Regions from separate parts of the Homo sapiens genome. Here region 2 is linked to region 1. Evidence: chromatin loops called from intact Hi-C (ENCODE). Cell type or tissue: K562. All regions are shown on one strand. Each heading gives the region's core, and the rest is flanking DNA. Links, peaks and the distances in the headings are about the cores only.

What was found. A loop is a pair of places that touch in the nucleus more often than their neighbours do. Peaks named below come from ENCODE experiments on the same cell type or tissue, not always from the same donor. Only the 100,000 strongest peaks of a DNase experiment are listed, where the experiment ranks them.
Region 2: a loop joins it to region 1, with 5 times the contacts of the local background. A loop is called at or near these places in 3 of 110 quality-filtered maps.

Annotation. Positions count from the first base shown.
Region 1 is chr7:106,733,806-106,739,192 of GRCh38, forward strand. No RefSeq gene overlaps it. Among named protein-coding and RNA genes, the nearest start is that of LINC02577, 39 kb to the right of the region's middle. In K562, for the core only: CTCF peaks have their summits at 2,900 (motif pointing left) and 3,630 (motif pointing left); a DNase peak (open chromatin) is centred at 2,886.
Region 2 is chr7:106,369,050-106,374,436 of GRCh38, forward strand. No RefSeq gene overlaps it. Among named protein-coding and RNA genes, the nearest start is that of NAMPT-AS1, 86 kb to the left of the region's middle. In K562, for the core only: a CTCF peak has its summit at 2,699; a DNase peak (open chromatin) is centred at 2,696.

The DNA.
Region 1 (5,387 bases), core at 198-5,197:
TTGTTTGGCAAACATTCATTGAACTCTAGCACCTGGCACTTGCTAGGTACTCCAAATACAAAAGTGATCATCTCAGTTCCTGCCCTCAAAGATTTTATATTCTAAGCAAACTGAATTACAGTATAGTTTAATAAGCATTGTGATCAAGGGCTGTGCAGGTTATCAAGTGCTCCCTCCACAGAAAGGAAGAGCTATGAGAACTGGTAAGATGGGCATGGGAGGATGAAGAAAGATAACCAAAAGGGGCATCTCCTAAACTGAGCATTGTAGGATGAATAGGAGTTATCCAGGGACAATCACATATTTGAGAATTTTCCATTTCTTCTTACGTTGTTGATTTCTAGTTTCATTGCATTGTGGTTAGAAAAGATACCTGGTATGACTTTAGTCTTCTTAAGTTTGTTGAAACTTGTTTTGTAACCAAACATGTGATCTGTCCTGCAGAATGTTCTATGTACACTTGAGAAGAATGTGTTCTGCTGCTATTGGATAGAATGTTCTATGTATGTCTGTAAGATCCATCTGGTCCATGGTATTGTTTCAGTGCAGCACTGTTTTCTTATTTATTTTCTGTCTGAATGTTCTATTGTTGAAAGTGAGGTATTGAAGTCCTCCACTACTATTGTATTGCTATGTCTCCTTTCAAACCTGTCAATGTATGCTTTATATATTTAGGTGCACTTATGTTAAGTGCATATACATTTATAATTGTTATATCTTCCTGATGAATTGTCCCTTTTATCATTATATAGTGACCTTTTTTGTCACTTGTGATAGTTCTTAAGGTCTATTTTGTGTGATATAAGTATAGCCAGCCTGCTATCTTTTGGTTACGTTTGCATGGAATGTCTTTTTCCATCTCTTCACCTTCAGCTTATGTGTGCCTTTGATTCTAAAGTGAGTCCCTTGTAGACAGCACATTGTTAGATCTTGTTGTTTCATCTACTCAGCCACTCTATGTCTTTTGATTAGGAGTTTAATTCATTTATATTTAAAGTAGTTATTTATAAGTAAGGATTTACTACTGTCATTGCTTTCTGTTTTGTATTTCTTTTGTTTCTCTTTCCCTTTTTTCTGTTTACCTTTGTGATTTATTGACTTTTTATAGTGATTTGCATTGATTCCTTTCTCTTTTTTGTGTGTGTATGTCTACTATGGGAATTTTCCTTGTGGTTACCTTGATTGCATGAAACACAGTAGTCTATTTTAAACTGATAACTTGTCTTCCACTGTATACAGAAACTCTATATCTCTCACACACACACTTTATATTATTGATGTCACACTTTAAATCTTTTTTTTTTTTTTTTTTTGATACATGATCTTGCTCTGTCACCTAGGTTGAACATGGCTCACTGCAGCCTCAACCTCCTGGGCTTAAGTGATCATCTTGCTTCAGCCTCCCAAGTAGCTGGGACTACAGGCCTGTGCCACCACACCCAGCTAATTTTTTTGTTTCTTTTGTAGAGACAAAGTCTTGCCATGTTTCCCAGGCTGGTCTCCAGCTCCTGGGCTCAAGCAATCTTCAGCCTCCCAAAGTGTTAGAATTATAGGTGTGAGCCACTATACCCAGCTTCTATCTTCTTTTAATATTGTATATCTATCCATAAATTTTCATATTTATAGTTATTTTTTAAACTTTTTTCATTTAACTTTTATACTAGAGCTAAATGTATCCACCAACATTACATTACCACAGTTTTCTGTGTTGGTCAATGTATTTACTTTTACTACTAAGTTTTATACTTTCGTGTGCTTTCATATTGCTGTTTAGTGTCCTTTCATTTCAACTTGAAGAACTCCACTTAGTATTTCTTGTAAGACAGGTCTAGTGGTAATGGAATTTCTCCATTTTTTGTTTGTCTGGAACATTTTTTATTTCTCCCTCATTTCTGAAGGACAGTTTTGACAGGTAATGTATTTTTGGCTAGCAGGGTGTTTTTCCCCCACTACCCCCACTCAGCCCTTTGAATAGATTACCTCACTCCCTTCTGACCCACAAGGTTTCTGCTGAGAAATCCACTGACAGTCTTATGGGGGCTTCTCGTAAATGATGAGTCACTTTTCTCTTGTTTTTTAATTTTTCTTTGTCTCAGCTTTTGATAATTGGATTATAATATGTCTCTGTATATAGGGTTCATCCAATTTGGGATTTTTTTAAGCTTCATGAATCTGGCTATTTATCTCCCCAGATCTTGGAAGTTTTCAGCCATTATTTCTTTAAATAGGCTTTCTTTTTTTTTTCACTCTTCTCCTTCTGGGATTCCCGTAATGCATAAACTGTTTCACTTTATAGTGTCCCATAATTCCCTTAGGCTTTATTCACTGTTTCCATTCTTTTTCATTTTGCTCTCCTGGCTGGATAATTTTAAATGACCTGTCTTCTAGTTTCCTGATTATTTTTTTCTGCTTGATCAAGTCCACTATTGAAGCCCCTTAGTGAATTTTTAAGATCAGTTATTATATTCAGCTTCAGAATTTCTGTTTGGTTCTTCATAATTTCTGTTTCTGTTGATATTCTTAGTTTGTTCATGTATCATTTTCCTGATTTCTTGTAGTTGTCTATCTGTGTTCTCTTGCAATTTGCTGTGCTTCTTTAAGACGATTATTTGAATCCTTTGTCCGGCAGTTCATAAATTTACATTTCTTTATGATCAGTTACTGGAGATTTCTTTCGTTCTATTAATTGTGTTACATTTTCCTGATTCTTCATGTCCTTGTAGCTTTGCATTGGTGTTTGTACACCTGAAAAAACAGTCCCTTTTCACAGTCTTTACAGACTGGCTTTGATTAGGAAAGGCCTTCATCAATCAACTCAGCTAGAGATTCAGGGCCCTCATTCCTAGCTGCTCTAGGTATTCAGCGTTTTTCTTTCAGGAGCCCATATCTCTTGCTCCCTCTGGTGTTTGACTGTGTCTGTTCCATCAGTGATCTGTGTGAGGCAAGATCGAAACTGGCCTCTCAATCAGCACTGTGAAAGGCTTCTTTCACAGTTTCCTTTCTTTCCCTTCTTTCCTAAGGGAGAAGCCTCAGTTATGCGCATTATCCCAATCTCTCAGAGCCATGCCAGCAACACCTGCCCCAGGAATCTGGACTATTTCATTTTCTTCACTCCTTGTGACGCAGAGCATAAACCAGCCCTTTGGCAACAGCTGCCAAATTATCATTTTTAGGGAAGCAGTGTGGTAACTGCCGAACCATCACCTGAGGGACACCTGACATTCCTGGTGGGTTGGGGGAGAGCCTTCTCCTGCCCTGCTCATGCCTGTCTAGTTACTGTAACAATACCAATCTTTTCAACACTCTGTGTGTGCTAAACTAGCCCCTTGGGGAGCATCTTGAAAGGCTGGGAACCATTGGACATTTTCCCCACTCTCCCCCACTCCCCACAAAGGAGGAGTCACTGAACTGTGCTGATTTGGGCAAGGGGCTGATGTAGATAAAGTGAAATTCATTTTGTTATCTGTTTCAGCACAGCTGCTCTTGGTTTTGTGCCTATCCAAGGGTACTGCAAGCTGTTAATTAGAATTAGTCTTCTCATAAAGGTATTTTGTTACTTACATCATTATTAAATCTGTGTTTCTGTAGAAGAATGAGGGCTGGGACTTCCTATTCTGCCATCTTGTGGACATCATTCTTCTATGCTGTTATTCTCCAACATCATTTTTCATGGCTACATGGTAGCTGTATTTAACTGTTCCCATATTATTCGACATTTGGTTGTTTCCTAGTGTGTTATTATGAATATTCTCATAGACAAATAATTCATAATTGTTTATTAGGAGTACATTTCTATGTGTTCAAAGGACATGAATGTTTTAAAGACATTTGATACACATTATCACATTGTCCTCCAAAAAAACTGTACTAATATCCACCCCTGTTGGTCCAGTGAGAAAGTTTTATTTCTCTGAATATTTATCAAAACTGGCTATTATCTGGATGACGCTGGAAACCATCATTCTCAGCAAACTATCGCAAGGACGAAAAACCAAACACCACATTTTCTCACTCATAGGTGGGAATTGAACAATGAGAACATATGGACACAGGAAGGGGAAGATCACACACCAGGGCCTGTTGTGGGGTGGGGGGAAGGGGGAGGGATAGCATTAGGAGATATACCTAATGCTAAGTGACGAGTTAATGGGTGCAGCACACCAACATGGCACATGTATACATATGTAACAAACCTGCACATTGTGCACATGTACCCTAAAACTTAAAGTATAATTAAAAAAAACTGGGTATTATCATTTAAACGATACTTGCTATAAGTAAAAATTCATACCTTCTAATTGTTTTAATTTGTATTTTTCTGTCATTTAAGGTTGAATTCAATTTGTGAGTGTTTACTGGATATTTGTGTTTATTTGTATGGGCGAATTCCCTCAGGCTCCCCACAAGTTTTTTTACATTGTTGATTTGTAAGGGCTTTAAAAAACATATTGAATATACTAGGTGTGGTGGCTCACGTCCAACACTTTGGGAGACCAAGGTGGATCACTTGAGCCCAAGAGGTCAAGGCTGCAGGGAGCCAAGATTGTGCCACTGCACTTCAGTCTGGGTGACAGAGTGAGACCCTGTCTCAAAAAAAAAAAAAAAAAAAATATATATATATATGTATAAAATGTGTGTGTGTGTAGAACATATTAATCCTTCTTCTGTATTATGTATTCCAAATGTATGATTCCAGTTTTTCATTTGACTTGATTTTGTTTGTGCAGATTATCTGCTGATCAGAACTGTTTTCATTTTAAATAATCAAATCTCTCAATTTTTTTAAAATTTTGCCATTAAGCATAGAAATAACTTCTTTACACAGATATCTTTTCTATATTTTTATTGTTCACATTTATATTCTTAATACATGTGGAGTTGTGTGTTCTAAAGCAGAAAACTTTTCTAAATGATAAGCCAATTGTTACAGCATCATTTATTGAAAGTCCCTTCCTGTCCTCATTGATTTAAAATGCTACTTTGTCACAATTGCAAAAATATGGAACCAGCCCAAATGCCCATCAATTAATGAGCAGATAAAGAAAATATGGTGTATAATACATGGAATACTGAAAATATTATATACTCAGCCATAAAAAGGAACAAAATAATGGCATTTGCAGCAACCTGGATGGAACTGGAGACCATTATTCTAAGTGAAGTAACTCAGGAATGGAAAACCAAACATCATACGTTCTCACTCATAAGTGGGAGCTAAGCTGTGAGGATGCAAAGGCATAAGAATGACACAGTGGACTTTCGGGACTTGGGGCAAAGCGGGGAAAGAGGGTGAGGGATAAAAGACTACACACTGGGTGCAGTGTACACTGCTTGGGTGACGGTTGTTCCAAAATCTCAGAAATCACTGCTAAAGAACTTATTTGTGT
Region 2 (5,387 bases), core at 137-5,136, 360 kb before region 1:
AAAGGCTCCCTTAATATTTCTACTATTTACAAAAGGTGAATCAAATTAGAGAACCAAAACAGAAAATAATTTTTTTAAATGAAAGCTGTTTACTTTCCACATTTCACTGAGGTGCCAAGTTGGCTTCAAGAGTGAAAAAGTCTTGTAGATCAGGTTTCTTGGCAGAACATCAGTCTGTACAACACTGCCCACGACCTGCCATCTTGTTCACCGACCCGTGCTCATCGCAACATCTCCTCACGGAGTTTCCAGGGGTCTCGGTGGACAGCATCAGCAGGCAGGAAATAAAGGGCTGGGTGGACTCACCCAACCAAAATCTTGTTTTCGGCAAGTGTTAGGGCTTTGTGGAGAAGTGATGCGGGATCTGTGGCACCATCCACCTGTCAGCCTCTTGTCTGCCTTTTGGACAGAGCCTTTCCTTTCCTGGCTAAAGGACTCATCCTTTCAGAACATGCCTCCAGCTTCTAATGATGAACAATACAAGAAAACAAAAGACAGCTGCCTTGGCTCCAGGCACAAGCATCCAGAAGGAACCAAAAACTGGCAATGAGTCACCAGCTCGTGAATTACCAAGAAAAGTGGTTTTTGTATGCAGGCAGGCAGTTTAGTGCAACCTGAGAGAGCTCAGAAGATGCTGCCCCAGCTCTTCCCCTGCTTGGCCCTCACTCAGTTGCAACTGGGCCTGAAATCCACCCTCAGGCAGGCATTTTTTATTTTCTCAAGCAGTTTTTCTCTGAAAGTCATCTTTTTTAAAAGCAAATACTTAAGGGGGGGAGGATGTAATTTTAATGCTATAGTCTTCTCATGGCTGTTATCAAGTGGCAACATTTTGGGATAAAAGGAACAAAAGACAAATCATTTTATCTTATTCCTCAGTTTCTTTGTTTGTAAAATAAGGGATGAAATAAGAAAGTTCTAAGTTATGTTCCCACTTTATGACTCATTATCACTCCCAGAATTGAAACAGCATGAAGGCACTGGAAACTCAGGGGAAAGGGAGGAGAAGGCCTCACGGCCTGAAATAAGTTATTAGTATTTATTTTCTGTAATAGAAGAGAATAGGGAATGCCCGATTATGTTATATGCCATAAGAGTAAGTATTGTGTTTTGTGAAGCTTTTGTTGTACATATAGATTTAGGTATAGATACAGATAAATATGTAGATATATGATATATGCATATTGTATTTGTTGGAGTTCTCCATGGAAATAGAACCTATGTGTATATTTAGGTTGGCAGACTGAAGACTCAGGGAAGACTTGGTGTTGCAGCTTCTGTTTGATGACAGTCTGGAGGCAGAATTCTCTCTTACTTGGGGGATCTCAGTCTGTTTTTTCTTAAAGCCTTCAACTAATTGGATAAGGCCCACTCACATTATGGAGGGTAATCTGCTTTACTCAAAGTCCACTGATTTAAGTGCTAATCTCATCTAAAAAATGCCTTTACAGCAACATCCAGACTGATGTTTGACCAAATATCGGTACTGTAGCCTAGCCAAGTTGACACATGAAATAAACCATCTTACATATAAGAGTACCCAGCACACACACACGCACATGTGAGAGTACCCAGCATACACACGCACATATGTTCAAAGGGAGTGATAAGATAGAAGATGACTGACGCTCAGCCAGTCAGATGCACCTTTCTGGGAACAGCACTAGGGAGCAGGCACGGCAGATGATCACTGTCACGGGTGGAGGCGGCTGCAGAAGCACTCCTGGTTTCCAGGGTAGCAATAGCAGTGATCCGGGCAGCAGCCACGCATATGTGCGTGTGTGTGTGCTGGGTAGTGGAATAAAATATATTCTTATAGCATATCGTGGCCAAGAAGATTGAAAACTTCTGAAAATCCACAAAACCATTCTGAATTCTACTTCTAAGCCAGCACTGCCACCATCATAAAAAAGGGGACCATGCCTCCAGGTGTAAAGTGTCCTTTGTTACACCTGCTCTCACACCAACTAGGGAGACCTTGATACTGCTAGGCTGCCATTCCAACACTGTCTCAGAACTCCCTGCTGCTCCTTTTGCTCTAGGCACAGCGGCTCCTGTTTCTTCCTTCAGAGGTGCTCATGTATGCCCACCTCAAGACATTTGCTTCTGTTCTCCCTCTTCCTGGAAGGTTCTTCCCCAGGCCTTTTCGTTGTCTGACTCCATCCCATCTTTCAGATCTCTGACCAATTCCCCCTACCTCCTCAGAGAGGCCTTCCTTGACCATCCCATTAAAGTAATCCCTGCCCACTTCCCCATGCTCCACACATATCCATACATTCCCCAGTGACCCTGTATCCTAGTACACAACTTTATTTTCTTCATTGCATTTATCACTATCTGAAATACCTTATTTATTGTCTTCCCTCCCCCACCCCACAAAAAGATAAGCCCCATGTCTTTCCTATTTATTTTTGTATTCTTAGTGCCTAGAATAGTGCCTGGCATATGGCAGGGTCTCCACAAATGGTTAGGGAATAAACTATCCATAATGGTTATAAAGTGGACATTTGTCCATGATTTGGCTGTCCATCATCTGAACTTCCTGTCTATTTTAGGGAACACCATTTTATGAGCCTTGGTGGGGGAAAGAAGCTGACAATGGTACTCACTCTCTTAGCTTCCCTTTGCGGTATGTGTGGACATGTGACCCACTCAGCCAGTCAGATGCACCTTTCTGGGAACAGCACTAGGGAGCAGGCACAGCACATGATCACTGTCATGGGTGGAGGCAGCTGCAATAGCACTTCCGGTTTCCAGGGTAGCAATAGCAGTGATCCAGGCAGCAACCATGCAAGCCATGGCATCCGGTGAACAGAGGCAGTGGCACAGTGTCCTCCCTGGACTGATTCTGTGGTATGGCTTTGGCTTTGTTCTGGTTGTACCAGATTTCCCACACTCCTGCCCTCTTCTGAGTCCAGTCCCCAGCCTCTCAGTGACTCTGCGAGCTTTCAGATAGCCTTTTTATAAAGTCCTGTTGCTTAACTCATAGCAGTTTCTGGTGCTGGAAATTCTCTTGTCTTTTCCCTTCTCTTGCCTTTCTCATCTTTTATCTTATCACTCCCTTTGAACTTTCCAAGTCCTTGAAGTCATCTTTATGTCCTTCTCCCTAGATGTGATACTCATCAGTGGCTCCCATGAGTCTTGGCAGTCAGGCTTGGTTTAAAAGGAACGAGGGTCTCTCTGGTATAGTTTTGCTCTACCAGTAAGGGTAAGACGGACTGAAGAACAGTGGGTGGATCTGAGTCAGTCATTGGATCTTCTGTGATTCATCAATGAGTTGAATTTTAAGCCTTTGAGTTGGTCAGCACTTACTGATGAATATTTGTGACATCCCATACAGGGTATTTGTGGCTTCTTATAAGAGCATCACACATGGTTTATCCTCAAGAAGCCTGTCTAATAGAAAGGAAGAGAGAATTGTTACACAATTAAAATAAGTAAAAGGATATGGTAGATTGTGCTTCCCAAAGATGGCCACAATAATACCTTCTATATGCCTTTCTGAAATGTCACTAATAGAGTTTGGATGTTTGTCTTCTACAAATCTCATGTTAAATTTGACCCTCAGTGTTGGATGGGGGGCCTGATGGGAGATGTTTGGGTCATGGGTTGGGGGTGGATCTTTCATGAATAGCTTGGTGCCCTCCCAAAAGTAATGAGTGAGTTCTTGCCCTATTAGTTCACATGAGAGCTGGTTGTAGAAAAGTATGGCACTTCACACCTCTCTCCTGCTCCCTCTCTTGCCACGTGACATGCCTGCTTCCCCTTCACATTCCACCATGAGAAATAACATCCTAAAGTCCTAGCCAGAAGCAGGTGCTGGAGTCATGCTTGTACAGCCTGCAGAACTGTGAGCCAAATAAGCCTCTTTTCTTTATACATTACCCAGCCTCAAGTATGCCTTTATAGCAAGATAGAGTAATATAGTTACCTTGCCAAATCCCATCAAGGCTGAGACTCTTTCTCTGCACTTTCTTGAACCTGGGAAAGCCCTGTGACTACTTAGACCAATAGAATGTAAATAATGCTGCAGCAGCTCCAGGCACAGCCCTTAATTGGTTTGATAACGTCTGCTTCCTGCATCTTGGAAGCCAGTCACCGTGTAAGAAATAGGGCACATTGAGAACAATGTGCTGTGAGAAGCCCAATCCCCATGTGGAGAGGCCCTGGAGGAGGAGGTACTGTGTAGAGAGAGAGGTCAAGGTGCCAGACTCATGAGTAAGGAAGCCATATATAAGGTGGTCTCCCAGCCCTGCCTTCCCTAGCTGATGCCATGTGGACCACAGACCAAGCACCTAGCTGAACCCTTCCTAAATTCCTGACCCACACAATTGTGAGCAAAATAAAATGGTTGTTTTAAGCCACTGCATTGTGGGATGGTTATTGTTATGAGGCATTGGATTAACTGGATCAAAGGACAAGGACTCATCTATACAGAATGCTTCTAGGCACCTGGCTGAGATCATGTAGCGTGCTTTATGTAAGTGTGGAAACAGTTTTGGGTGATAAGAACATCAGAGTAGATACTCCAGTCACCTGAGTGTACTCAGTACCCTTTGGAGAAGCAGCTGTCAAATAAAAGGAAACTTGTAGTTATTCAAAATTGAAAATAATCTCACAGTCAGATGTTAGTGATTTCTAGCATCAGTAGGGGAGGTCTGGCATGGAGAAACAAGATCCAGGATCATTAACAAAACAAAAGCCCTTCCTCATCTTGACAGGCACAGCTATACCTAATGGAATCAATTCTCAGAATCCTTCTACTTCTTGGCTCTGTGGTAACCAAGGAGATTTTGCCCTAAATTTTTATTCCAATCCAAAATTGCATTTATTGCAAACTTGGGAAAGTCAGACTACAATCAAACATCGCTTATAATAAGCCCATGCATTATGATGCATGTGATACAAGAAGGTTAAAATACTACAGCATTATATGTTAGATCCTTAGGAAAGCACAATTCACAATTCAAATAATCTTACGTCCTTTATGTCCTACTTCCATTTCTCTCAGAGACACATTCTGTAGCCTGTACTTAAAACAAAAGATTATTTTATTTTGTCTCATCTCTGGCCTCCTTTGTGTTGGCTTTGGTAGCAGCTTCCAGGTGAAATATGACTGCCTCTGAGTTAACCTGGAAGTGGATGATCTGCAAAGGGGTCTGTGTTGCACTGCTCTGTGGCATGTACAGGCACTATTGGACCTGAGTTTTCTTTTGGAGATAGCGAATGGTAGGTTCTGTCTGTTTTCTACTCAGGAGTCATTCTCCAATTTACTTCTCTGTTAACAGACGCTGATTTTTAAAATACATCTGGTAGTTATCTCCTTTATGGGGAGGCCAGGTCATTCCTTAGCCCAAGGAAGTGAATTGATTAAGTCAGTGATCTAAGTT